Linked DNA regions of Homo sapiens: region 1 is linked to region 2. Evidence: chromatin loops called from intact Hi-C (ENCODE). Cell type or tissue: right lobe of liver. All regions are shown on one strand. Region 1 overlaps GABRR3 (gamma-aminobutyric acid type A receptor subunit rho3). Region 2 overlaps ARL6 (ARF like GTPase 6).

The links. Peaks named below come from ENCODE experiments on the same cell type or tissue, not always from the same donor. Only the 100,000 strongest peaks of a DNase experiment are listed, where the experiment ranks them.
Region 1: it touches region 2 in a loop (13-fold over the local background); 108 of 110 quality-filtered maps call a loop at or near these places.

What each region holds. Positions count from the first base shown.
Region 1 is chr3:98,022,081-98,024,580 of GRCh38, forward strand. The region is part of intron 3 of GABRR3 (gamma-aminobutyric acid type A receptor subunit rho3); the gene reads right to left. Among named protein-coding and RNA genes, the nearest start is that of GABRR3, 12 kb to the right of the region's middle. RefSeq lists an enhancer at 1,241-1,290. In right lobe of liver, a CTCF peak has its summit at 1,343 (motif pointing left); a DNase peak (open chromatin) is centred at 1,321.
Region 2 is chr3:97,792,172-97,794,671 of GRCh38, forward strand. All of the region lies in intron 7 of ARL6 (ARF like GTPase 6), which reads left to right. Among named protein-coding and RNA genes, the nearest start is that of CRYBG3, 29 kb to the right of the region's middle. In right lobe of liver, a CTCF peak has its summit at 1,451 (motif pointing right); no DNase peak of the experiment used is centred here.

The sequences.
Region 1 (2,500 bases), 230 kb after region 2:
CAAGCAGCTTTTATAACTTTAGCTTTTGTCTTGACTCTGTAGCCAGTATCTGCATACTGAAATGATTTCACTTTGAAGAAACAAAGAAATTATCATCTATAAAACTAAAACAAAAAAGCCCTTAGTTATGGGAGACGTAAAAGGTGGGGAAAACATAAATAAAGAAAATGAGCTGCAATTTATAACCCAAGTTAAACAAAAAGCTCCCCTAAATTTATATCCTCCTGTTTCCACATAATGAGTCAATTAATCTTCTAATGCTTTATAAAAGTAAAAAACACTGCAGTAGCAGCTGGTTTTAATGTTAAAGCTAATTAGGAAGACACATTAAGGCAAGAGAAGTGCTGAAGTTAACATTTAGCTCAAGAGGGAAAAAGTATGTGCGTGTGTTTGTGTTGCGGACAAGCATAAAGAAAGAAGATAAATTAAAGCTTGTCTTTTATATTCTGCAGTCTGATTTCCCCAAGGAAGGCAGCCATGAGAACAGAGAAATGGGTCACTGGTATAAGAAGCTGTTCTGACCAAGACAGGCAAGAGAAGGTTAAGGGGTGTCTTTCACAGAGCTACCAGACTGACACTTCTGACTGAATTTATGAAGATTTTTCGGCTCAAACTGACTAATCACACAAGCCATTTGGACACCATTTCACCCCAGTATATGATTGTCAGAAAAATTTCTTAATCATGGGATGATTTGCCGCCTGCCACTAAGTAGCACATTTCAATTGCATTTTTAACAACCCTACGAAGTCGCCTCGGGAAAGAAAGTATTTTTAAAAAAATGCATTTTCATTTAAAAAAAATCTTTAAATGTATCTCTAACAGATCAAGCACAGTGGAAATTTCAGGTCAATTTCATGTTTTTCTGGACGGGGGGAGGACGAGGTAGGGATGGAGAATGAAGGCATACATGTTTTAAGATAAGAGAGGAGAGTTGGCTCTCCGTCATCTACAGGAGTGCTTCTCAAACTGTAAGGTTTAGGGGAATCACTGCAGAGTTTTATTTAGAATCCTGAGTTGGGGCCCGTGCATCTGCATTTCTAACTCCCAGGTGATTCTGCGGCTGGTCCATGGACCACTTTGAGTGTCAAAGCCTCTCTAGACCGCACTTGGTTCAAGGTCTACATTCAAGGATAGTCATTTTTCTCTCAATCTTTCTTCCTTTACATGGCCTCAAATAATCTCCATAAAAACCCTTTCCTCTAGGATAGGAGCGAGTTTAACTGAGAAATCTAACCTGACATGAATTAGGGCAGGTTTTTGAATTCGTGTTGAAAAGAGCTTCCAACTGTGGCTCCGGAGTGGCCAGTTTCAAGCCATTCCTGTGTGACTGGCGCCCCCTGGTGGCCGAAAACCCAGGGACAGGCAAATGTATCGACTGAAGATTCCTGCTTGTTATATGGTGGTAGGGGAAATATTTTAAAGATCTTTTATAGAATCACAGGGACCAAGGTACAAAATATCTGCGTAGTAGTTGTAGAACCTATTATATAAACTTTGGGAAAATTTGGCTGGGGAAACACAGTTGAGAACGGTCGTAAGGAAGATACATAAGAGAAGTAGTGAAGAAAAGTAAAAAAAGATAAAGAAATAGTCTCAGAAGAAAAAAAGAGACATATTTCTAAACCTGCTTCATCTCAAGGCTTCTGAAATCTTAAATTATGATTCAATAAGTGTGAAAAATGCTCTGCAAAACAAAAAATTAAACTCACCATGATTTCATCTGATGCTGATCACCTAATACAGTGATCACCTAATACAGCGATTCTCTGGCCTCAGCCTCCCGAGGAGCTCTCAAATTGTGATTCTCAGACCAGCAGCATCACCTAGGAATTTGTTAGAAACGCAAATGGTTGGCCCCACCCAGATCTAGTGGGTCAGAGACTCTGGGGGTGGAACCCAGTAAGCTGTGCCTTCAGAACCCCCAGGTGATCCTGATGCTCACCAAAGTCTGAGTCACAAATGTGATGAAATCAAGGTTAGACCCTTAGAATTGGCCGGGTGTGGTGGCTTACACCTGTAATCCCAGCACTCTGGGAGGCCGAGGTGGGTGGATCACCTGAAGTCAGGAGTTTGAGAACAACCTGACCAACAGGGTGAAACCCTCTCTCTACTAAAACATGCAACAATTAGCTTGGCCTGGTTTCACGTGCCTGTAATCCCAGCTACTTGGGAGGCTGAGGCTGGAGAATCACTTGAATCTGGGAAGTGGAGGATGCAGTGAGCCGAGATCGCGCCACTGCATGCCAGCAATCCAGCCTGGGTGACAGAGTGAGACTCCGTCTCAAAAAAAAAAAAAAAAAAAAAAAAGAACAGGAACCACATGGATTTCAGGAAATTGAAAAAACAAACAACCACCCCCTAAAAAAATCCAATCCTCAACGTGAGAATATTTAACATACGTTTTTGTTTTGCCTGTTAACAAATTAGTTCTCTGCAGTACCTACATGCCTATTGTGCTTCCCTTGGTCATAACCACATCATGAGAAGAGTATCCCCC
Region 2 (2,500 bases):
AAATAAGTCTGAATGACATGTTTCTTTTAAGAATCATGCTGGCCGGGCACGGTGGCTCACGCCTGTAATCCCAGCACTTTGGGAGGCCGAGGCAGGCGGATCATGAGGTCAGGAGATCGAGGCCAACATGGTGAAACCCTGTCTCTACTAAAAATAGAAAAATTAGCTGGATGTGGTGGTGTACACCTGTAAACCCAGCTACTCAGGAGGCTGAGTCAGGAGAATCATTTGAACCCAGGAGATGGAGGTTGCAGTGAGCCGAGATTGCGCCACAGCACTCCAGCCTGGCAACAAAGCAAGACTCCATCTCAAGAAAAAAAGAAGAAGAATCATGCTATACTACAGATATAGCTCCATTTATACATAGCATGTATACACAACTTGTAATATTCATATTTAGTATTAGAGATACTGATCTTTTATTGATATTTTGTATATTTGCAGTTCTGGTTGCTATTCATCAAAATAGTTATCATAGATTGGTACAGGCTTACTATATTAGGGAATAAATTAACATATATCATTTACCCTAATGGTCTCTCAGCCAAAAGAATGGCTTGAAGCACACAGAGCAGTAGATAGTTGTGAATGAAACCAAGCTCATAGGTTCTTATTGCAGGATCCTAATGGCCAAGTCAGAAATTCCATTTCTGAGCATAACAACTAGAGATCATTTCTACGGGGAATGTCTCTGCCCTGAACAAGAGTGAATAACAGGATATTATAAATTCTAGCTACAGTCTCATAGTTACAAATTCTTCTACACAAACCTTTTAATGCCAGTTGTGTGTGATTTTTTTTTTTAAATCTTCTGCATGTTGCAAACAATAGCAGGGATATAGCACATATCATGGTAGATCTAAGAGTAGCCTGCCTGCTCATACATCATAGTATTTCTTTGGTTCAAAGTGCGAAATGTACATTTCATAAATATTTGTATGTGTTATTGGTATAATATGGTGGTTTAGTTAACTGGACAGACTATTGTACTTCTGTGTCTTTTATGTTTATGTAGTTATCATAACACCATTAAACTGCAAGGAACATTCAAGTCATATTTCACAATTAGTGACAATCAGGAACCTCTAGTGATTCTCAGAAGAACTACGGGATTTTTCTGTGAACCCAGCAACTTAGTTTCTTAGACTGCAGTAAAGAAGTGTTGAAGGCAATGGGGTGGATTTCCACCAGAAACAGGCTACAGAGGAATATTCCAGAGAAGATACCAGGAGTATGTTTTCAGCCTTATTTCATATTTTACAGAGTGCTTACCATTGCTAACAATGAAGATATAGCATGGATGGAAACCCTATTGTCACTCATGATAACCTAATTCAGAGCACAATATTTACTGAAAATAGGTTGATAGTCTTCTGGATTTTAAAGTGTGGTTCTCCATCCCTTCTTTTCTGGTTTTATTTTGTCACTAGCAGTTAGCCACTAGGTGTCAGTAGCAATCCAACATCACAATACAAATTGCCAACTCTGGTCTTGATACCTAATTTTTGTTTCTTTCACTTTTCTGATCCATCATTATCTGTCTTACCTCCCAAGTCTTTGTAAGGAGGACACATTTTGGAAATACTTTTGTGTCCTTGTTTTTCCATATTACTTTATGTACCCTTTACAATTTTCTGCAAGGTAAGCAGTAGTACCTCTGTTTTATATAGAAAGCATTGACTGATAGTTGAAAAAAAAAAAACTTAGGCTTCTGAGTCCAGCAAATTTATTCTACTACTTATTAATTTACCTCTCTGTTAGCTAACATCTGTTACCTTGTGAAGATTTTTTTAATCTGTAAAAGTAAAAAATAAAATGTGTTATATTTTGTACAGATTAAATTAGATACTGTTAAAGTACCTAGCATAAGAAAGCACCCCATAAATGTTAAGTTTACCCTTTTACCTAAACACTCTATTTAAAAAAGGTGGAAACTAAGCCACAGGATAAAAAAGTGTATCATTTGGTTTCAAATAGGAGGTGCTTTGGTTATATTTTCTTTCTTTTGTGTGTGTGTGTGTGTGTGTGTGTGTGTGTGTGTGTGTGTTTTTGAGATGGAGTTTCACTCTTGTCTCTTGTCACCCAGGCTGGAGTGCAGTGGTATGATCTCGATTTACTGCAACCTCTGCCTCTCAGGTTCAAGTAATTGTCCTGCCTCAGCCCCCTGAGTAGCTGAGATTACAGGTGCCTGCCACCATGCCCAGCTAATTTTTTGTATTTTTAGTAGAGACAGGGTTTCACCATGTTGGGAAGGCTGGTCTCGAACACCTGACCTCAGGTGATCCACCCACCTCAGCCTCCAAAAGTGGTGGGATTACAGGCATGAGCCACCGCGCCCGGCCACTTTGGTTATATTTTCTGTGTAATAACAAATAGTTTATATTGTCATATTCCCAACTGTCTCTAGATTTGAAAAGAGACAAAAATCTATTTTTAAAAAATAAATAGCAGTAAATATAGGAGAGTAGTTTGTGTTAGCCAAAGTTCTTTATGTGAATGT